Regions from separate parts of the Homo sapiens genome. Here region 2 is linked to region 1. The links are chromatin loops, found by intact Hi-C in ENCODE. Cell type or tissue: mammary epithelial cell. All regions are shown on one strand. Each heading gives the region's core, and the rest is flanking DNA. Links, peaks and the distances in the headings are about the cores only.

Region 1 (12,167 bases), core at 2,578-10,577:
AAATCATAAAATCAAAACCTGAGGATCCAACTGTTTCCAAGTAGTTTAACTTATCCCAGAGCAAAGTTCAAAAATATATATAGGAATCCAAAAATATTTAACACCCAGCAAAGTACATTTACAATGTCTAGTATCTAAGCAAAAATTACCAGGTATGAGAAGAAGTAGAAAAATATGACCCATATTAAAAAGGAGCCTAGGCTTTTCCCCTCACTCAGCTGTGATGAGGCACCCCAACCCTTCCTTGCTGGGGTGATGTGCCCTGTAATGACCTTCTCCTCAGTGATTATGTCAGTGAAGGCCATGTGGGGACCTGGAACTCTCACCCTCACCAGCTGTAATGAGACACTCTACCCCAGTGGAGTGTCCACAGAGGCCAAGTGAGGACTGTGGACTTACACAACCACCTGGCAATTATGAAGCAGCAGTCCCCTTTCCTGACTGGCACAGTGTCAGACAGGGCCTGCTAAAACAGAAAATTTAAATAAGATATAATGTCTTATATAATTCCCCCAAAGCCCAGGAATTAATAGAAAATCACTCATCATGTCAAGAACCAGGAAAATCTCAACTTGAATGAGAAAAGACAACAAATGCCAATGTTGAGATGACACAGATGTTGACAAAAATTTTAAAGAAACCATTATAAAAATGCTTCAATGAGTAGTTATAAACATGCTTAAAACAAATTTAAAAATAGAATGTCTCAGCAGGAAAACACAAGACATAAAGAGGAGCCAAATAGGCTGGGTGCGGTGGTTCACCCCATTAATACCAGCACTTTGGGGTGCTGAGGTAAGAGGATCGCTTGAGCCCAGGAGTTTGAGACCAGCCTGGGAAACATGACAAATTCCTGTCTCTACAAAAAACACAAAAAGAGCTGGTGTGGTGGTGCGTGCCTATAGTCCCAGCTAACTCAGGAGGATGAGGTGGGAGGTTGGCTTGAGTCCAGATGGCAGAGGTTGCGGTGAGCTGTGATTGCATAATTCAAGAAGCTAATGAACCTCAAACAGAATAAACTGAAAAGAAATCCATGACAAAGCACATCATAATCAAACTTCTGTAAAACTAAGACAAGACAGAATGAGAGAAATGACACCTTGCACAGAGAGGGAAAATAATTTGAATGACAGAAATTTTTCATCAGAAACTGTGGAGGCCAGAGGGAGGCATCACACATTTTTCAAGTCCTGAATGAAAAGAACTGTCAGCCCAGAATCCTAATTCAGTGAAAATGTCATTCAGGAATAAAAGGGAGATTGCCTAGCTATATTAAAACATTATAATTTAGCCTAATGTAATTTTCTAGGCAGTTTCAGTCAGTTTTTTGCTACTCTCTGATGTTCAAGATAGAAAAAGTTATTTTACAAGCAAGCTGAATACAAAATAATGGAAATAGTTTGTAAAACCAGTATATATTATATGCCTATATTGCACATGTTAAAGCACTCCATTATAATACAGTATGTAATCTACTGTTTTTGAACGGTTTTGTTCAGCATTTGGCTATTTAAAAAATATTTATAAAGAGATTTATTTCTTTCAGTTCTGGAGGCAGGAAAGTCCAAGGTTGAGGGGTTCACATCTGGTGAGGGCCTTCTTGCTGTGTCATCCCATGGCAGAAGGTGGAAAGGTAAGAGGGCATGTGTGTATATGTGTGACGGGGTGGAAAAGAGCGAGAAGGAGAAAAAGAGAGAGAGAAGTAAGAAGATCAAAATCACCCTTTTATCAGGAACCCTGTTTTATCTGGGAAACATAACAGCATTAATCCGTTCATGAAGGCAGAGGCCTCATGACCAAACCACCTCTTAAAGGTCCTACCTTTCAACATGGTTGCACTGTGAATTAAGTTTCCAAGAATATTTGGCTCTTAAGTACATTTTTGTTGTTGTTTCCATTTAGAATTTCTTTTCTAGAGCTTGCTTTAATTTTATTCATTCAAAACTTTGCACTTGCTTTCTTTTCCTATATTTATTTCCTTTTTAGGTTATGAAGCTTTTTGAGGTGGAACCAAGCACAATTCTTGGATCTAAATAAGCATTTGATTTAAGTTATCTTTGAGCTTTTAATAACTTAATGAACATTCTATGCTATTCTATGGGAAATGCTTGAGTTTTTCATTTGCTTATATTTTCTTTATCAATTTTGTGTCTTTTGGGTAAGTAAAGGACATAAAGTATGGAATACCTTAATAAGACAGTGAATTAAATCTATTCCCCTGATTTAACTACGAAAAAAGTCAATAATAAGAAAACAATCTCCCCTTCCCCAAATAGGACAACTATTTGAACAACTATTCAACCAAAGACAATATATGGATTGGAGACAAGAGGATGCTCAACATCATTCATTAGGGAAATACAAACTAAAACCACAATGAAATATTACTGGTTACCTATTAGAATGATTAAAATTAAAAATACTGACCATATCGGCCAGGCATGGTGGCTCACGCCTGTAATCCCAGCACTCTGGGAGGCTGAGGCAGGCAGATCACCAGGTCAGGAGATCGAGACTATCCTGGCTAACACGGTGAAACCCCGTCTCTACTAAAAATACAAAAAAAGTAGCCAGGCATGGTGGCGGACGCCTGTAGTCCCAGCTACTCGGGAGGCTGAGACAGGAGAATGGTGAGAACCCAGGAGGTGGAACTTGCAGTGAGCCGAGATCATGCCACTGCACTCCAGCGTGGGTGACAGAGCGAGACTCCATCTCAAAAAAAAAAAAAAAAATACTGACCATATCAAGTATTGGCAAGGATATGGAGCAACTAGAACTTTCATACATTGCCAGTGTAAAATGGCACAGCCATTTTGGAAAACAGTTTGGCAGTTTCTTACAAACTTAAACATATACCTACCATGTGATTGAGTCATCCCATGCCTAGATATTTACCTAAGAGAAATGAAAGCACATATCCATACAAAGAGTTTATATGAATGCTCATAGACACTTTATTTATAATAGTAAAAAACTGGAAACAACCCAAATGTCCATCGATGGATGAATGAATAAATATCTATGAGATGGAATACTACTTAGCAATGAAAAAGAATGAAGTATTGACACATGCAGCAACATGGATGAATCTCAAAATGATTAAGGTGAGTAAAGAAGCCAGACAAAAAACAGTACATATTGTAAGCCTCCATTTATATAAAATTCTATAAAATCTAACATAATTTATAGTGATAGAAATCAGATCAGTGGTTGCCTAGGTGTGATGGGGTGTGGGTTGCAGGGGGAGAGATAATAGAAGGCCACGAGAAAACTTTTGGGGTGATGGATATGTTTATTATCTTGATTGTGGGGCTAGTTTATCAGGCATAGTCATATGTGAAAACTTATCAAATCGTACACTTTAAATGGGTGTATTTTATTATATGTCAATTACACCTCAATAAAGTTGTTTTAAAAACTTTAGGAAGAATATGAGCTATAAGTCAGTCACACATTAATTAACGTTAATTAATTTTCTTTCTTTCTTTTTTTTTTTTTTTTGAGATGGATTCTTGCTCTGTCGCCCAGGCTAGAGTGCAGTGGCGCTATCTTGGCCCACTGCAACCTCCATCTTTGGGGGTAAAGCGATTCTCCTGCCTCAGCCTCCCAAGTAGCTGGGACTACAGGCGCACACTGCCGTGCCTGGCTAATTTTTTGTGTTTTAGTAGAGATGGGGTTTCACCATGTTGCCCAGGCTAGTGTTGAACTCCTGAGCTCAGACAATCCGCTTGCCTCGGCCTCCCAAAGTGCTAGGATTACAGGCATGAGCCACCGCACCCGGCCCCGGAATCTGCATTTCAACAAGCTCTTCTGATGGTTCCTCTGCATCTGGGAGTCGAGAAGTTCTTGCTCTATGGCCTCTGAAGTTGCTTCGAACCCAATTCAGAATCTCAACCCACTCCTCTGCCTTTTCTAGTCATAGTTACTTTTCCTTAAGTGCCACACTGGCATAAAGGCGTTCGATGTTCCACTATCTTTCCTGCAGGTGTTCAGCACATGATCGGTGGTTTCTAGGGTCTGCCATGGGTCTTACTAATTATTTGGAACCAAATATAACAGAAAACAAGTTTGGAATTCTAAAAAATCCCTTAAAAACCTTTTTAAAAAATCTTGGACACAGCAGCTGTGAATGGTCTGGGCCTGCCTGTGCAGTTATTGCTGAAATTACTGGGGCTGTTGAGTATTTGGAAATCAAATCCCAGAAGTGAATTGGCTGTGCCAATCAGTTGTAAAAGGATCTGGCCCTGGGAGGTTTGATGGGTAGGGGCAAATGGGGACATGGGAAGAGGGTGGGAGGCTTCAGGACTGCATGAACTGAGTAGAAAGATTTGGCCTTTGGGGACAGAGCATGCAACGGGCAGCTGTTCCCGGTGACCTGGGCATCTGGGACTTACTGAGGGAGAGACGTGATCTTGGCCTAGCTGACCACCATCGAAACCACTCATCGGAGGCGTGGATGCAGTTTGCTGGGAAGATGAGCACCGATCTGTCTGGTGGTCACATGGAGGGCTTTGCAGATCTCTGACACTGGATATTTCCCCTTGCCCTGGTGCCAAGGACTAGGGGAGAGATCACTCTGGGCTTGAGTCAGGGACAGGGATGCCAGGCACAGCGAAAGAAGATGACTGTGGTACAAACCCAGCTGATGAAGTGGAAAATAAATAAAAGAGAAGGAATCAAGCTGGTTCATGTAGGAAGCATGCACACACTCATCCCATCCATTGTTCCACATCGGGCACCTCCCTGAGCTAGCTGCCACTCCTGCTGCACTCTGCCACTCCTTGGAAGGCAGCACAGGGCAGTGGTTAGAGCCTTCTCTTTCAGTGTCAGACAGGCCTGGGTTCATGTCCAGGTCTGCCACTTTACTTACTAGCTGTGGGATGCTGATGAGCCCAAGCTCTCTCCTAGCCTGCTTCTTGATCAGTAAAATGACAATGACTAGAGTACCTAGTATATGGAGTTACTGCAGGACTTGAATGTGCCAATACATCTAACATGCTTAGCATAGGGCCTGATCATGGTTGGCATTTGATAAGTGCTAGTTGTTATCATTATTAATATTACTAATCATCAAAGAAAGATCTTCAGTTGGATATTTGGGCAAAATTATGAAATTTATCCCTAATCTTTTGATTTACAGATTGGTGTGGATCTGTTATTAAGTGTTTTCTTTTTTTTTTTTTAAGTTATCTTGTTTCCTGACTCCTGAATTGAAGAGTGTTTCTTCTATGAATTTCTTTTCTTACAGAAATAAAATTGAAAGAACTTTTAGAGAACTGACATGTTAGACACAGTCTTGAGCTTCATAGAGATCACAGTCTGTCAGGGGAGAAAGAGGACGAAAATAAGCAATTTCAGTACAGGGGAGGAACATTTCAAAAGGGGAATGTGGGGTGCTAGGAAGGAGGGAGATGCATGAACTTAACACACCTGTCACTTCTGAGCAACTGGTACTTCCAGCAGCCCCTCCTGCTGCCCCCTCCATGCTTCCCTCTGAAAGCAACACCTAATAAGCCATTAATAAGTCAGAAGAAAAGGTTTGCCATGAAGAAAAGGCTCTAAGTATATTTCTTTTAGTTTCTTGAAATTTTCAAGTCTGATTTTAGGAAGTTGCCATAACTTGAAAAATTTCAAACACTGCATGAGCATCTAGCAAAAGCTTGTAAAATAAAATGAGTGCTCATCACATTTAGAGGAATTATAAAGGCAGCTGTGATACAGGAAAAAGAGCCCTAGTCTTGGAGAGTGGAGCTGTGTATGTGCCCTGGTTTCAGGTGCTGTATGATGATATCAGGCATGGCACTAAACTACGATGAGCCTCAGCTTCTTCATCTGTAAACTGGGGATGAGGACACCTACCTCCCAGGATGGTAGAAGGACTACATATGATTGTACTAGATACAAAAGTAAAACAGTGAACAAACAGATGAAGATTGTTTATCTGGGAGTTTAAAACCCAGAATCTTCCAAACAACAGAATGCTGAAAATAGTAAAGACTAGCTAAGGTTTAAAAGACTAGCATTTATTGAATCCTTACTGTGTCTAAGCATGGAAGACATTTTATCTCATTTAATTCTCATAACCTGTGAGATAGATACTCTCATCATCTGCATATTACAGGTGAGAAAACTGAGGCTCAGAAAAGTGAAGTAATTTGTCCCATATTCCCAAACTAGCTAGTGTCAAAGCCTGACTTTTTGACACTGGATGTTTTGAGCTCAGAGCACTTTTTTTTTTTTCTTGGACATTTTGAGCTTAGAGCACATCCTCTTTTATGTTATATTCCTGTGCTTGTGTGTATTATCTCATTTAAAACGCACAATCCTATGTGGCCTGTATATTATTCCCATTCAGTATGTGAGGAAACTAAGTCACAGAGAGAATAAATAACTTTCTCAAGGTCACCAAGTAAGTAAACTGGAGTCAGGTTCAAACTCAGGCAGCCTGACTCCAGGGCGCTTCAACCACAATGCTAATGGAATTATTCTAAAATGATTTTAAAAACAATCATTCATTTTCAAAATCATGGTATCGGAATGCGTGAAAAAAGACTTGCTATGGCACAGAGAACATTGTAATGGGGTAACCCGCCAGGCTAGGAATGACCCAGGTATGACCACTGGTCATGGCACAAGGCCCTTTCTGAGCAATATAGGCAGGGCAGAGCCTGCCATGATGGAAATCACAGTAACATCATGGAGGTGGCGCTGGTAAAAAAAAAACCAGCTCTGCCCGATGTGCATCGATTACAAGACCTGGTGGCGAACATATGTTTTACAGCCCTAAATTGCATTCGTGCAAATATTTATCATCCATCCCCTGCCAAATCCGCATAATGGAAAAACAAACCAAAGGAAAACCTCCAGAGGATGTGAAGGCTATATCAAGTCTCTTGCCAATTGTTGTGCTCTTTGGGCGTAATATATCTAAATCTTAGTAATTCCAGGATTTCCAGTAATCTGGAATATCCGCTACCCTGTCCTGAAAGCCCTCCTCCAGCAGTGGGCCGCCCAACTTGAGTTCGCTCAATTTCCTCTTTCACCTGCAGGTGGCAGCACGAGTGCCGATCGCTGTCAGGCGAGGGCGCTCAGGGGTGGGAGCCGAAGAGAGTAATTTAGGGATAGAGGTGAGAACGGAGTTAGACACAAAAGTAAGATCACATGAACTCCGACTTCGGATGGAACACATCATCCATTTAAACCCTCGAGCCGAGCTCAACTGGAAACTCCACCTAAGTAAGCGTCGTGGGCCCTGGAGCCCCGCGGCTCAGGGCAGGCCGGGGCGGGGCGGACGCAGCGCGGTTTGCCCGCCTGTGCGGAAGCCTCCGCAGTCCGCGGCTGGCAGGGCCTGGGGCGGTCTTTCGCGTGGGTGTCCGTCCCTCCGCAGCCGTACTGCCGGCGCCAGGGCCGGCTCTGCACATTTCGTAAGGCCTTACATGGCTGCACCCCCCCCGCCACCGAGGACCTGAGCCCGCCGGCCGCCCTCCCGCGCTCTCCCGCCTGGGGACTGCGAGCTCCGCGCTGCACCTCCAAGCGGGGGACGCCTGCGGACTCCACCAAGCTGCCTTCCCCCGTACTGCTGTCCCCTGTGGGAGCAGAGGAATCCGACCCAGGTCTGCAGGCGAGGGACAGGAGGCTTCTTTAGACCTGACAGGGTGCGGGTTATTTTGTCCCTCACCTTTCCTGCTCAGGGACCTGTCCTCCTCCGTCTCGTTCCATGCCTTCTCTCCTCCTCTTAAAGGATGCTAATCACATTCAAGCCAAAAGATTAGAGACTTTTCTGTGTCCTTCGTCAGGAATGCTTGGATTTGTTAGGAAGGGAACTGGATACAACTTCATGAGATATAAGGGTGTAATTTCAGACATGTGCGTTTCTTTCTAGGATTATTTAAATTACACCTCAACTCACAATCGGCTCATGCCTTACAACCATCTGTGGCTAAGAGGCAAGTCGGACTTCCTGGTAAACCCTCTTCTCTTAGGTGAAGCATGGAGCTGTGACCTTATTAACCTGAACAGCAATTGGGAGCCTCAAAATAGAAAAAGCAAAAACTCAGGAAAGTTTATTTATTTATTGTTAAGACAGAGTCTCACTCCATCACCCAGTCTGGAGTGCAGTGGCGTAATCTCGGCTCACTGCAACCTCCGCTTCCCGGGTTCAAGTGATTCTCATGCCTCAGCCTCCCGAGTAGCTGGGATTACAAGAGCCCACCACCACGCCTGGCTAGTTTTTTTTTTTTTTTTTGGTATTTTTAGTAGAGACAGGGTTTCGCCATGTTAGCCAGGCTGATCTCGAACTCCTGGCCTCAGGTGATCTGCCCGCCTCAGCCTCCCAAAGTGCTGGGATTACAGGCATGAGCCACCATGCCTGGCCAGAAACTTCTTTAATCAACATTGATTTTCCAGGAATAGAAGTTGTATAATAGAGAAAGCAGCACCTGAGTAGGGCCTTAGAGTCTAGAAGGTGCTTTCAGTTACAGGCTTGGGAGACACCCATTACTCATATGGTCTTCGATAGGTAAGTATTAATCCCTGGTGTTTGTAGTCATGATAATTACCACTTGTGAACAATGTAGCTGGTGTCCATTGTCCTCCACCAGTACTGCAAGACAAAGAGTCATTAACTAAGTAGATGACACACTCCTCTTAGTTTACACTCCGTCCCACTTGCCCCCCACCTCCATGAAAGCAGGTATGATTATTCTCCTGTAAAATTATTTTTCCTCCTACTTTCCTGACCTGAATTCAACTGCCTTTCTGTCTGCTCAACCTTCTGGTGAAGATTTCTGCCTCTGCCCCTCCCCATCTCACCTTCTAATTCCTACAGACTCCTCCCTAGATTGACCACCCGGGAATGACTGTCTAGATTATACATTATGAAATTTGATTATAGTTGATTAAACACATTGTTAAATATTGCCCTGACTTGTTTTCATTCTACTTTCTGAAAGTATAATCTGAACTAGCTGTGAGCTTTGAGAGAACAGGAACCATATTGATTAATCCTAGGCTTAATAAGATGTATTAAAAAGAGACAATAAATATTTAACAGTTGAGTATGAAGATGAAACTTTATTGATGAGAAACAGGAAATGTCATCCACTCAATCTTTCCATTAAAGTTTCCTGAGTTTCAACTTTGTGCCAGATCCTGTGCTGGACAGTGTAGAGGAAATTAAACATGAGGAAGACATGGTCCTGCCCTGATTTGTAGGAGATAAAGCATTCACACAGCTCACCAGAAGGCAGTATAAATGCCTCAGAGTGCTGGAAGCAGAGCGCTACCATTCAGAGGAGCAAGAAGAGAGCTCCTGTGGCTGGTGGTCAAAGAAAAGTTCACAGAGAAAGCAGCACCTGAGTAGGGCCTTAGAGTCTAGGAGGTGCTTTCAGAAGGCAAAGATGTTGTGTCAAAGTTAGGCAGAGGGAAGAGTAGGAGCAAAATTAGGAGGGGAAATAAGTCGTAAAATTTATATGGGAAAACCAAGCAATGCAGTTTGACTGCAGTGATGCAATAAAAGTAGTAAGTGATATTTATCAAGAACCTACTGTATGCTGGATATTATTTACTTTATATATATATTTTTCATCTTATCCTCATAATCACACATGAGGTAGATGCTGCTAATACTACCATTTTATGGATGGGGAAGCAGAGGCTCAGATGACTTAAATAATTTACCCAAGGCTATAGCACTACTAGGTTGGGATTCGACTCTGGAGCCATGCTATTCCCCCTCCAAGATATGTGTGGGAAGAAGAGAGAAGTGAGATTAGGGAAATTGTTTGGCAGGTCCTATTAAATTGTACCTTAAATGTCAGAATTCAATTTGGTTAAGTAATAGGGAGCCACTGAAGATTACTGAACAGGTAAGTCACCTAACTAAAGTCAGACTTTAGGAAGATTGATTGGTAAGATGGATTGGAGAGAACAGAGACAGAGGAGGAGGAGAAAAGACCAAGTAGGAGGTGAATGCAAATGGGAGATGAAAATTGTTGACCCTATTCACAGTCTGAATGGAGCAGTGAGAATCCAAAGTAAGAAATTGTCATGGGAGACATGTCAGAAGTAGATTCTTTAGGGCTTGGTGACTTGGTGAAGTGGACGGTGAAGGAAAGGGTTGGTGGTGAATCCAAGGCATTGAGCTGAATCCTGAGGAGATGCAGCATTGTGGTCAGGTGGGAGGAGGCAGGCTGAGCTGCTTCTGGATAGCTCCTTTTGGTTGCTTAGTCGTGTTGGTGGGACTGCACTGGGCTATATTTTGGTGAACATGCACAACAGACAGGGTTGATGCAGGTCTGGGACACTGGGAAGGGGTTAGGGATGAAGTTGTAAGATCTGGGAGTCCTTCACGTGAAGCCAAGGGAGAAAGAACCCACCTAGGGAATGAGAGTAAAGAGAGGAAAAGAAAGAATCTAATGGAACCTTGGGGAGGGATTTTATTCAGGGAGCAGGAGGAAGACAGGTCACAGAAGGCAGGAGAATGACCAGTCAGAGAGGAGTGAGATTGAGAGGATATCAGGAAAGCCAATGAGAGAACATTTTAAGGCAGAGCGTGGTCACCAGTGTCAAAGTACTGTAGAAAGTCAAGGAGGGTGAGGACTGAATTTCTTTGGCAACTAAGGGGTCACTGGATCTAACAAAAGAGGATGAGATAAATACATTACAGCTCATGTATGTGACAGAATATTCCACAGACATTAAAAACCAGGTTTTCAAAGAACAGGGAATTGGCAAAGTGTTTATAATATAATGTTAAAGAAAAGAATGAGGAAAGAAAGAAAAAGAAAGAAATTAAAGCGTAAGAGAGGATACAATTATGTCTATAAAACATAATTCCAAGTTTATTTTGTCTGCCTACCTTTTAAACACAAACAGAATATTAACATATACTAGGGAGTTTTCCTTTGTTCTCTGCCAGGCTCTTGTGCTTTTATTGAGTGAAGCAAGGTTATGAGCAGAGCCATGGAATTAGAAGGTTATGAGCAGAGCCATGGAACTGGAATTTGAAAGACTGGATTGCTTCAAATTAGAAAGGGCTTGGAGCTACTTGCATGAAGGATCCAGGGAAGATCAGGAAGAGGGTAGCAAAGGGCAAGAGTAAAAGGGTCACGAAGGAGGCAAAGAAGGCAGAACAGCCTGGGTAGGGCAGAGTTTGGGAGTGAGTCAGACAAGGGAAATATTGGCTGGGTTAGTGAGACCTGGAGGACACAGGTGGATATAAAAGGTCTTTTGTGCTGGTATTTGCCAGACTTAAACGATGTGATTCTTTGTGCTATGTATTTGAAAAACTAAGGCAAAAAAGTCTAAATTTATTTTTAATGACTTTGAATGTTGAATAGATGATTCATTTTTTTTTAAAAAGCATTCACAATGGATAATTTCAAATCATACACAAAAGCAGAGAAAACGTTTTAATGAACCTAATTTACTCATCCTTTGACTTTAACAATTATTAGTGCATGGCAATCTGTTTCGCCTATACCCCCACCTATTTCCCCCATCCCATTACTTTGAAGCAGTCATTCCATCTTTAAATATTTCAATAGCTATATCTAAAATAAATGTTCCTTATGTAAGCATAGTATTATCATGCTTTAAAAATAACAATAATTTCTTAGCATTACTAAATAAATATTCAGGATTTTCAGATTCCTGATTGTCTTATAATTTTTGTAGTTTATTTAAATTGGAATCCACACAAAGTTCACCTTTTGCAATTGGTTAATCTAGCTTATGAACATCTTTTTAAGTTACAGATTCCCCTTTCATCTCTTTTATTTTTCCTTGAATTTTTTTTCCTGAAGAAATCCACAGTTGTAGGGAAAAGAAAGAGAGATCAGACTGTTACTGTGTCTATGTAGAAAGGGAAGACATAAGGAATTCTATTTTGACCTGTATCTTGAACAATTGCTTTGTTGAGATGTTGTTAATTTGTAACTTTGCCCCAGCCACTTTGCCCCAGCTATTTTGTTCCAACTTTGAGTTCACAAAAACATGTGTTGTATGGAACCAAGGTTTAAGGGATTTAGGGCTGTGCAGGATGTGTCTTGTTAACAAAATGTTTACAAGCAGTATGCTTGGTAAAAGTCATCGCTATTCTCTAGTCTCAATAAACCAGGGGCACAATGCATTGTGAAAAGCCGCAGGGACCTCTGCCTTGGAAAGCC
Region 2 (12,167 bases), core at 1,317-9,316, 270 kb after region 1:
TCACGGGCTAATGGATCAGAAAGAGACCAGGCATTCCCAGTATATCTGACTGGGAGCACTAAAGCAGAATTTCCTGGTGGTAAAGATCATGCTTGGAGACGGGGAAAAGCAAGCTATTGAAATCTGATATTAACAGTGTGAAGGACTAATATTCAAAAAGAATCAGAGAACATTATGCTAAAAAGTAGAAAACTGTCCTATTTATTTATTTATTTATTTATTTTGAGATGGAGTCTTGCTCTGTCGCCCAGGCTGGAGTGCAGTGGGATGATCTCGGCTCACTGCAACCTCCGCCTCCTGGGTTCAAGTGATTCTCCTGCCTCAGCCTCCCAAGTACCTGGGATTACAGGCACGTGCCACCACACCCGGCTAATTTTTTATATTTTTGGTAGAGACAGGGTTTCACCATGTTGGCCAGGCTGGTCTCAAACTCCTGACCTCAAGTGATCCACCTGCCTTGGCCTCCCAAAGTGTTGGGATTACAGACATGAGCCACTGCGCTCGACCTAGGAAATTTAAAATGTGTTCCTGATTTCTTCATTGTATCTGAATCAGGGATCTGACATTCCTCATTCAAGGCTTCATATCTCTGGACATCTTAACACTTAAAGCATTTTTCTTTTTTTCCCCTAATTAGCTCAGAATGTTCTCTGTACCATCTTGTATTTTTTATACTGTTTAAAGTTTTGTGTTTCTTCTTCCTTCGTTTCCTGTAGGAAGCTAGTTTCCCTGATCAGATCTACAATATCTAGCTAACTTGGAATCTTCAAGAAAAATGGATGGTATGCTGTATGCATATCTGGATCAGGATGGTGAGGTAGATATGTCTCACAGTCTCTCTAATGCCTAATTTAATAAATGAGCAATCCCTGCCCCCCCCCCACCAAGTTCATACAAATTAGCAAAATATTTTGCCCCAGCAGTCAAGGAATGGGGCACGTTGCAGTGCCACAAACTTTAACAAGCAAATAAGGAATGACATGGAAGATTCTAGAATTGAGAGGAAGTGCATGACACAGAAAGGTTTCTAAACCCGTCTGCCAGAAGTCATAACTATAAGTCACCCAAATCTTGGAGAGTTTTTATACTCTCAGTCAGGAGGAAATTAAACCAAAGGGTTGGTAGCTTTTCCCTTTTCTGACTGTGGAGAAGTGGAAAGGGTTCCTGGGGAGAAATGGGTGAAGCAGATGGAGATGAACTCTTCAGTGGATGTGAGGGCTATAGGCTAAGCTAGAGGATGCATCTAGAGCTAAGGGGATGGAATGTAGCTCCAAGTAGGCGGAGTAAATCCTAGTACTGTGTGTTAAACCTCCAAGATGGCACACCTTCTAAGCTGAATCGTCCCTCTCCACTCACCATACCTTCAGGTCAGGTATATAGAAATACATAGAAGCGCCCTCAAACTGCAGCTCAGTTGAGAGCACAAATTGACCTCAGGTGTAGTGGAAAGTAAAGTGGCCAAGAAAATGGATGCCGGAGCCAGAATCCCTAGTTTCTTATCTGCTACTTAGGAGGCATTCGAGAAAGGAGACTCTGTGAGTCATATCCACTTCACCATTAAGAGATTAAGTTACGGCCGGGCGCGGTGGCTCACACCTGTAATCCCAGCACTTTGGGAGGCCGAGGCGGGCTGATCACGAGGTCGGGATATTGAGACCAGCCTGGCCAATATGGTGAAACCCCGTCTCTACTAAAAATACAAAAAATTAGCCGGGCGTGGTTGCGGGCGCCTGTAGTCCCAGCCACTCAGGAGGCTGAGGCAGGAGAATGGCGTGCACCCAGGAGGCGGAGCTTGCAGTGAGCCGAGATAGCGCCACTGCACTCCAGCCTGGGCGACAGAGCGAGACTCTGTGTCAAAAAAAAAAAAAAAAAAAAAAAAAAAAAAAAGATTAAGTTATTTAAACAAGTCACTTAATTTCTTTGTGCTGAAACTTTCTAATCTGTAAAATGGGAATAGTGATAATACCTCAGGATTCTTGTGAGGATTAAATGAGTTAATATATGGAAAGCTCTTAGAACAGCACCTGGCACATATTAAGTGCCATATAGTTGTGTCAGGTAATATTGTTATTATTATATCACAGCAAAATGGAAAGACTGCCCAAACATGAGCAGAGTGAAAAGAAATAGCACAACTATATAATAAGCAAGAGCAAAACCAAAAAGTGTCCAAAGGCAAGGAGCCCAGTCTAGAAGAAAGCATAGTCCAAGGTACAGAAGAAAATTCCTCCTGAGTGTTTGAATTACAGAATAGTAACATCATAAACTCAATGAAACGAGCCCAAAAGCTAACTAATACGTAAAGAAATGAAGGGGAGGTTGCAGACCTCACTTTTCATTGCCAGTCAATTTATATTCTCTAAAACGGAAACATGGTTTAAAAAAAAGCTTGAATTTCTTTTTTTTCTTTTTCTTTTTCTTTGTTTTTTTGAGACGGAGTCTCGCTCTGTCACCAGGCTGTAGTGCAGTGGCGCAATCTCAGCTCACTGCAACCTCTGCCTCCCGGGTTTAAGCGATTCTCCTGCCTCAGCCTCCCGAGTAGCTGGGATTACGGGCACACACCACTATGCCCAGCTAATTTTTGTATTTTTATTAGAGACGGCGTTTCACCATGTTGGCCAGAATGGTCTCAATCTCTTGAACTTGTGATCCACCCGCCTCGGCCTCCCGAAGTGCTGGGATTACAGGCATGAGCCACCATGCCTGACCTTAAAAATAGCTTGAATTTCTTAAATTTTTATAGTCTCTTAACCTTCAAGGAGTGTGTTCAGAAATCATTTTTCTTATGCCAAAGAAACATTCGAAGTCCAGCATAAAGTTCATTTTCACTTGGAGCTTTTCCTTCTGTTAAATTTTCTTCTAAAGGCAACTTTAGTATTTTGTAATTAAAATAGCAGGTGTTGTATTATTTTATGTAAGTATTTCTGTTTACCTGTCTGCTCATTCTACCCATCTTTCTCTCATGGAAGTATGTGTAAAGTGATTTTTACTTAATGATGGTTATTTCTAGGTGGTGCAATTTTTTTTAATCCTTTGTCTGTATTTTTTTCTGCATTGCTTAGTATATGATGCACATTGTTGTGTTGTGAGGAGGGACCAGAAGAACTAGGAGGAGATTGGAAAAACTTTGTGATACTAGGCTGGGACTAAACAGTAAATCTCTGAGCTGGCCCTGAGATTGCTTGTCCCAGTGTTGCCTATTGGTTTCCCAAGAGCGATAAAATCTCCCAATTTTCTGGAAGCCAGGTTACACTTTTTTTTCTCTGTGTTCTCTGGGACCTGGGAGGTGATAGCTCCTCTTGGACAATGATCTCTGTTCCAGTACAGGAGTTAGAGCCCCAAAGGCAACAAGGATCTCACTTGTAGAGTGCTACAATATGCCAGGCATTCTCATGATGCATTATTATTCCCACATCACAGAAGAGGAAGTAGGCTCAGAGATATTAAAAGAGTGAGCTTGAATGCTCACAAGTGCAACTTCCTCTTAAATGGTTCAGAATAAAAATTTCAGTGATAATATAGTATAGGTAATAAAGAGAGTGAGAAATTAAGTGGTGGAGCCTAGCCTGAACTGTAATTCCATGATTCCACCCCCCTCATTCTCTAGGAATGACCTGCATTCAGCCACAAATGTCTTCTAGGTTTTCTGCACAGACTGCATTGGGCCCAGATAGGTTGGAGAAAGTTGTCTTTTTGAGCCCCTAGCCTCATTGAAGAAGGCAGCATGCTGAGGCAGAAGGGGCATGGATTTGGAGTCAACAGACCTAAGTTAACTCTCACTCTGCTCTTTCCTAGCTGTTTAGCACTGGCAGGACACTCTGCTTTCTTGGTCCACTGTTTCTCTAAAACGAGGATGTAGACATGATAACGATAGAGGGTGTACTTGGAGCATCCATTGTTTTGGGCCCTGTGTTAAGCACTCGAGGTGCAAGATCTCATTTAAGTTTCCTGACAGCTCTGTGCAGAAGGTACTATTATCTCCATTGTACAAATGAGAAAACTGAGGCTTAGACCTAAGGTCACATAGGAATTAGGGTTAAAGCTGGGATTTGGATCCAGCCAATGTGATTCCAGGGCTTATTTTCAGCAAGCTACACTGCGATGGTCTCTAAGATCCCTGAAAGCTGTCAAAATGAGGTTTCCAGACACGAGTAGAACTGACTGTGTGGGTGGTGCTGTGAGGGCTTACCACAAGGCAATATTGGACCACCTCTTCAATCCTTCATTGGTGGCAGCCTGCTGGCCATACCTACTCCTTGATTTCTCTCCCCGGTTAGCAAATCACTTGAGGCCTTCAATTTAATTCCCTCTGAAGTCAGACTTCCTAAAAACAAAATCCACCCATTGTCCCAGATCTCCATTTCTCCATGGAGAGTTACAAACATACAGAACTGGATAGTGGCCAATAATTAATCATGCTAATGACATGTCCTCTTTAGAGAGTGTGTGCATGTAAGTGTAAATACCTTTGTGTGTCTTGTCCATCCTCACCTAAGCTTGTCCAAGGATGTGATGTACATGTTTTCATGTGTTAAAGACAACATTTGAAATGTTACTGCAATAAAACTAAACATCACCTATCCTATAAACTAGCAATTGCCTTAGGCACTTACTTAAGGAACATGAAAACATATATCCACTAAAAGAGTTATACATGGGCTGGGCACAGTGGCATGAACCTATAATCCCAGCACTTTGGGAGGCTGAGGCAGGAGGATCACTTGAGGCCAGGAGTTCGAGACCAGCCTGGGCAACATGGTGAAACCCCATTTCTACTAAAAATACAAAAATTAGCCAGGCATGGTGGCACTCACCTGTAATCCCAGCTACTTGGGAGAGAGCCTGTGAGGCTACAGGCAAGATGGAGTCAACCATGCCATATTTGTCTCACTGTTACAATCTTTGCAAGGGCGATTTCAAAATCAGGGTTAGGCTGTGATGATTTTAGAAATTTCCCTTGAGTTTTCTGAGAAATGACAATTACACTTTTCAACGGATTCTGGCCCAGAAGCCTCCCAGACTTTTTTCAAGCCACATACGGAGTTTAATACACAGAGTTCTCATGTATCATTCACTACAAGTTATCTGAACCTCAGAAATGTATTGTCCCTGCTTGAAAAATTTCTTGTAGTGCAAAGGAAATGTGTGAGCATCTGCTCAGAATACCATAATCAAGAGCCTTGTGCTCCGAATAATATGCTCTAGTATGCAAGCTGTGGTGGGCTCTCCCCAAGAATTTGGAACAAGAGGTAGGAAGATTGTCCCTTGAGAGTAGAACCTTAAAATAAAGCGATTCAGCCTCAGACTCAACTTGACCTGATCAAATATATCTAAAAGAAGGCATCAGTAGTAGGGGACACTGGTCAGTGATGAAAGTGAGGAAGGAGTCCCAGAGACAAATGTTGCTAGGGCCTGTTCTACACTACATGGGGTCACTAGAGCCTTAGTCAGTGCCTCTGTGTATAGTGCTATGGTCCCATTGGCAAGACAGACCTGTCAGCCTGTCCCATTCAGGTACCTTTAAACACTGCAATCATATATCCAACTTCCTTTGTTCTGAGCCCACCTTTTCCAAGCAACAGTTTGATGCTGACTTGGCTTCCCACGTAACTCTGTCTGTAGGGAGAGAAGGTGCTTGTTATGGGAAGTTGGACTATTTGCATTCACTGTGACATTGATTTTTCTTTGTGAATGAATGGGGCCATTTCTGGCTATGATTTTTCAATCCTTGTTGCTTCACTGTGGGGAGATGAGAGGATGTGGTGGCCATATTTACTTGGAATATTTCAGTCCTCGTGAGTGATTCCACTTGTAGATTGCTGACTCGCCAAGCCACGGACAAGCAAGGGATACGGGCAAGGAATATGTTCTTAGAAAATTCTATACTACCAGAAAACATATATGTTAAAAGAAAATTTCCCACAGGAAGTGATATAGGAAGGAATTGAGGCATTTTGGTCACTCATACTTGGGAGACTGCAGACTGCATTATGCCCATATTTATAAAATTCTATAAATATTTCGATGTTTCAGATGAGTTGGGGGAGGAAGAAAGAGAAAGGAAAAGCTGTAGAATCAGGAGGAGATGATCTGGCCTCATTGAGGGTGTGGGGCATCGTGGACCAGTTCCAAAATAATTGAAACACAAATGTCCAGTCTCAACACAAGACAGAGAGCACTGCCACTCACTGGCTGTTGTGCTGAATTACCTGGCAATGACAGGCACGGTTTTCTGTATTAGTGTAAAGATTAATTTGTTGTAACAAATATGCCTAGAACATACTGGCTTAAATAAAGTAGAAGTTTATTTCTCTTCCTTGTAACACTTCAACTGATCTAGACTAGCAGGGCAGCTCAGTTCCATGGGGTTATTCTGGGACCCAGGCTCTTTTCATCTTACTGCTTTGTCTTTCCTTACTATAGCACTGTCCAATAGAATTTTCTGTGATGATGGAAATGTTCTACATCCATGGTGTATAATATGACAGTCAGCAGCTACATCTGGCTATTGAGCAGTTGAAATGTGGCTAGTGTGACTGAACCAATGTGATTAGTTCAAAATAAAAATTGAACTAAAATTTTAATATTGATTTTAATTAATTTAAATGTAAATAGCTGCAGGTGGCTAGTGGTTACTGTACTTAAAAGAGCAACTCTAGATCAAAGGTGGGAGGTCTCCAAGTCTAGTTCTAGTTCATACGAAGAGGGAGGAGAGTGTTAGTAGGACAAGGTGCTTGTTTTTAAGTTGGCAATGACCCAGAAGTTGCACACATTATTTTAGTTCAAATCCCATTGACCACACTTAGTTAACTGGCCAATCCCTACTTCAAAAACAGCTAAGAAATACAGTATCTGGCCAGGAGGCCGTGTGCCCAGGTACAACTTTATTATTATGGTCAAGTGACAGATTTTAGTGGACATCCAGAAGCCTAAGCCACAGCATCTCATCTTTGCAACCCTTAACTGTATGACTGTGTAGAATGCTCATATGAGCATTTCTAAGCCTGCTTAATAATACCCATCACAATTTCATGAGGTTATTGTGGGGGTCCCATGAGATAACACTACTAAAACTCTCAGCACAGTGCTTGGCACATCATGTTCAGTCAACATTAGACATTGCTATCGTAGCTTTTCTTACCTATAATCTTGGCCTTCAGTAATGCATACTGAGCCTTCCAGACTTTCCTGTTCTGAGTGTGGGTTGCCTATGGTAACAAAAGCTCTAAATAAGTAATGAGGGCTATTTCAAAGACACATAAGGGAAACACCAGACATGTACATCAGACACTGAGCTTGGCTAATGAGAGTATGTTTCTGAGAAAAAGGTTCATTTTATGTGCTGACAATCCCAGGTTTCTCGGCCTGAGAAATACTCACTGAGATTATTAATGTTACCATGAAGGGGCTCTTTGGAGACAGCTGGAGAGCTGGACAGCCAAAGACAGACAACATGTCCCTTGCCCTCCCCACTCCCTAATAGAGTGCAGGATAGCAAAAGGAGAAAGACATGCTTTTAAAAAGATGTCTGTGCTGGTCAGCTTGTGATGTTTCTTGATGAGCCGATAATGAGCGCATCTCTACCTTATTAGAAAAGATAAATAGAGACTGACTAGGGCGCTGCAGGGCAGTGACAGCTGTAGAAATTATCTGCTCTCATCTCAGGGATGTCACACCAGTGTCACAAAACAGAGATCAACATTTAGCTTTTAAAATTACCTGAGTAAAGATAGTGAATTCACTAGAGACTGTCAATGCATTTTAAAGAAATGTGTCATTTCAGAATAAGCATCTGTGAAACTGTATTTCAAAACATTGTGTGACAGTATTTCTTATTTGTCTTACCTGCTAAAAAGAAACTTTGTGCCTTCTGTGTTTAGAAATAATAAAATACTAATCTGGTGAATGCTGGATGAAAATTTTAGGGATAATTTCTAGATTCCTCCTCTTTAAATTGTTACTATATGGCGCATGTTAAAAACGAAAGCTAAATTGGGTTTTTGTTTTCTCTTAATGTCCCTCATAATCATGAGTGACATGAAATACAGTGATTTCATGACATAGTTTGTAAAAGTGAGAAGGTCTGTAATTCAGAACAAGTATCCTAGTAGAGAAAAATGTCAGACATAACCGAAATGGGGAGAGAAGATTCCCAGGAGAGCTTGTGATCTACCGCTGAATAGACCTGTGGAGGATTTGACAAGGGAATTCCACTGCACTCAACTTTTGTAAAGGGCAAGATTTCTCCCAGGGTCTGATTCTCACAATTTTATATAGCTAGTGGTTTAGGAATGATGGTATAGTCAGTCCTGAAGGAAAGTATCTATTTAAGTTAGCCTTGAGAGCCAGGATTCAAAAGCTGGGGACAGATGGATGGAGGGTCCCCCTTCAGTTGAAGCTAGGAAAACACTACCCAGTATTTTAAAAGAGAATTTTGCATTTGTGAGACACTGAGAATAAACATGCTTGCTTCACAGCTGATGAAATCTCGTGGAGAAAAGACAGCTAAGGGATCATTCTAAAGGGAATGCAGTCCTCCTGTGACTGCCCTCAGGCCCTCGGATAAGGTCCAGACTGCTTAGTAAGACTTCAAAAAGTCTTTGTGATGGGACATTGCCCACCTTTCTATGCTGATTTTCCCCTCTCCCCTCCCTGTGCTTCAGCTGCTTTGGAGTTCCTGAGGAAGCCCTGGTCTGAGGCTTCACTGATGCTGTTCACCCTGCCTGGTGTACTTTCTGCCTCTTCTCCTCTCCCCTGTTTGCCTGCCTAACTCCTACTCACTGTTTAAGTCTGAGGCCAGGAAGGTTTTCCTGTCCACCCTCTAGAGGCAGGTAAATGCCCTTACTCTGGGATCCCATATCCCTCTCTCTTCCCATCACAGGGCTCGCCACACTGTTGAGTAATTGCCTGTTTCCCAGTCTGAGCCTCCCATTGGATGGCCAGCTCCATTAGGGAATGATGGGGTCTGTCTGTTTTGTCATTACAGCCTCAGTGTCCCCACTCAGGGTCTGCTGTAAGACAAATAGAAGATTGATCTCAAAAATCTCATTAAGATGTTTTTGGTTTAAAAGAGTAGTAGGTAAATCTATGATTACTATGGAAAATTAAAACCACAGAAGATAAATTTAAAAATGTAAGTTCTTTTTACTCCCACTCCACAGTCAATCTCACCATCCCCATAGGTAACAACTGTTACCAGTTTGCTGTGTTAACCTTCCAACCTTTTTGTATGCAAATTTCATATTCATAGATATATAATTTTAAGGCAAAAAGCAAGCCATATAAGGGTACATATGTGAAACACACATGTTGACACACCCAATTTATGTTAAAAATATATGTGTGTAGTTAACATTCTAAGTTGTCAGCAGCAAATGAACCGTTGATTTTAAACAAAAATAATTTAATGTAAAGTAGCTCATAAAATAAGCAGGAAGGCTAAATAAGCAGATTTGAAAAATGGGCAGGAAGAACAGGAAGCTGGACAGCCGGCAGCACAGCTACACTTCCCCACAGAGCAGGTCCCATGAGGACCCTGCAGCTGTCCTGCAAGCCCTGAGCTCGTCGGGGGTACCCGACTGTCTCCAGCAGGGCAGCTTACTGCTGACCAGCAAATGCTGATTGATGCTGTTGCTAGTGTTATGATGAAGTCCAGTCCACCCCGACCCCCAGTGATCTTTGCACTGTTAATTTTTGACTTGAAGGACCAGTCAGAGGACTGGTCAGGGCTAGGCAGGAGACTGCAACCAGCTGCAGTGGGACTGAACACACAGGTGTCTGGAGACAGGCGGCCTCTCCCTCCTACTAGTTCTCCTTCCTCCCAAGCTTTTCTTTTTCAATATTCTTTTGTTTTCTTTTAATGTTTAAATTTTGGATCCATCTGGGATTAATTTTGGCCCACAGAGTGACATAGGAATCCAACTTTACTGATTTTCTGAGTACTCAGTTTTCCATATGTCATTTTATTTTTTATTCTTTTTTTTGAGGCAGATTCTTACTCCATTGCACAGGCTGGAGTGCAGTGGCATGATCTCAGCTTACTGTGACCTCCACCTGCCGGGTTCAAGTGATCCTCCTGCCTCAGCCTCCCGAGTAGCTGTGATTATAGGTGCCTGCCACTACACCCAGCTAAGTTTTGTACTTTTTTAGTAGAGACGGTCAGGCTGGTCTCGAACTCCTGACCTCAAGTGATCTGCCTGCCTCAGCCTCACAAAGTGCTGGGATTACAGGTGTGAGCCACAGGGCCTGGCTTCAATATACCATTTAAAAAGTAACCCATTCCCTAAATTCCTTGACACATACACCCTCCCAAGACTAAACCAGGAAGACCAATAACAGGCTCTGAAATTGAGGCAATAATTAATAGCCTACCAACCAAAAGAAGTCCAGGACCAGATGGATTCACAGCCGAATTCTACCAGAGGTACAAAGAGGAGCTGGTACCATTCCTTTTGAAACGATTCCAATCAATAGAAAAAGAGAATCCTCCCTAACTCATTTTATGAGGCCAGCATCATCCTGATACCAAAGCCTGGCAGAGACACAACAAAAAAAGAGAATTTTAGACCAATATCCCTGATGAACATCGATGCGAAAATCCTTAATAAAATACTGGCAAACCGAATCCAGCAACACACCAAAAAGCTTATCCACCACGATCAAGTTGGCTTCATCCCTGGGATGCAAGGCTGATTCAACATACGCAAATCAATAAACAATCCATCACATAAACAGAACCAATGACAAAAACCACATTATTATCTCAATGGATACAGAAAAGGCCTTCGAAAAAATTCAACAGCACTTCATGCTAAAAACTAGGTATTGATGGAGCGTATCTCAAAATAATAAGAGCTATTTATGACAAACCCACAGCCAATATCATACTGAATGGGCAAAAACTGGAAGCATTCTCTTTGAAAACCGGCACAAGACAAGGATGGCCCCTCTCACCACTCGTTTTCTAAATGGTGTTGGAAGTTCTGGCCAGGGCAATCAGGCAAGAGAAAGAAATAAAGATATTCAATTAGGAAAAGAGGAAGTCAAATTGTCCCTGTTTGCAGATGACATGATTGTATATTTAGAAAACCCCATCGTCTCAGCCCAAAATCTCCTTAAACTGATAAGCAACTTCAGCAAAGTCTCAGGACACAAAATCAATGTGCAAAAATCACAAGCATTCCTATACACCAATAACAGACAAACAGAGAGCCAAATCATGAGCGAACTCCCATTCACAATTGCTTCAAAGAGAATAAAATACCTAGGAATCCAACTTACAAGGGATGTGAAGGACCTCTTCAAGAAGACCACTGCTCAACGAAATAAAAGAGGACACAAACAAATGGAAGAAAATTCCATGCTCTTGGATAGGAAAAATTAATATCATGAAAATGGCCATACTGCCCAAGGTAATTTATAGATTCAATGCCATCCCCATCAAGCTACCAATGACTTTCTTCACAGAATCGGAAAAAACTACTTTAAAGTTCATATGGAACTAAAAAAGAGCCCGCTTTGCCAAGACAATCCTAAGACAAAAGAACAAAGCTGGAGACATCATGCTACCTGACTTCAAACTGCACTACAAGCCTACAGTAACCAAGACAGCATGGTGCTGGTACCAAAACAGCGATATAGACCAATGGAATGGAACAGAGGCCTCAGAAATAACACCACACCTACAACCATCTGGTCTTTGACAAACCTGACAAAAACAAGAAATGGGAAAAGGATTCCCTATTTAATAAATGGTGCTGGGAAAACTGGCTAGCCATATGTAGAAAGCTGAAACTGGATCCCTTCCTTATACCTTATATAAATATTAATTCACGATGGATTAAAGACTTAAATGTTAGACCTAAAACCATAAAAAACCCTAGAAGAAAACCCAGGCAATACCATTCAGGACATAGGAATGGGCAAGGACTTCATGACTAAAACACCAAAAGCAATGGCAACGAAAGCCAAAATAGACAAATGGGATCTAATTAAACTAAAGAGCTTCTGCATGGCAAAAGAAACTACTATCAGAGTGAACAGGCAACCTACAGAATGGGAGAAAATTTTTGCAATCTACCCATCTGACAAAGGGCTAATATCCAGAATCTACAAAGAACTCAAACAAATTTACAAGAAAAAAACAAACAACCCCATCAAAAAGTGGG

What was found. Peaks named below come from ENCODE experiments on the same cell type or tissue, not always from the same donor. Only the 100,000 strongest peaks of a DNase experiment are listed, where the experiment ranks them.
Region 2: it touches region 1 in a loop (6-fold over the local background); 2 of 110 quality-filtered maps call a loop at or near these places.

Annotation. Positions count from the first base shown.
Region 1 is chr2:74,708,140-74,720,306 of GRCh38, forward strand. LOC102724497 (a long non-coding RNA gene) reads left to right here and starts at 7,160. Exons shown (of 3, transcript XR_427047.5): 1 at 7,160-7,236. It also overlaps a transcript of SEMA4F not described here. RefSeq lists a silencer at 7,287-7,546. In mammary epithelial cell, for the core only: a CTCF peak has its summit at 7,054 (motif pointing right); DNase peaks (open chromatin) are centred at 4,702 and 7,162; H3K4me3 peaks cover 841 bases; H3K27ac peaks cover 1,281 bases.
Region 2 is chr2:74,976,601-74,988,767 of GRCh38, forward strand. No RefSeq gene overlaps it. Among named protein-coding and RNA genes, the nearest start is that of POLE4, 24 kb to the left of the region's middle. RefSeq lists an enhancer at 7,352-7,853. In mammary epithelial cell, for the core only: a CTCF peak has its summit at 6,189; no DNase peak of the experiment used is centred there.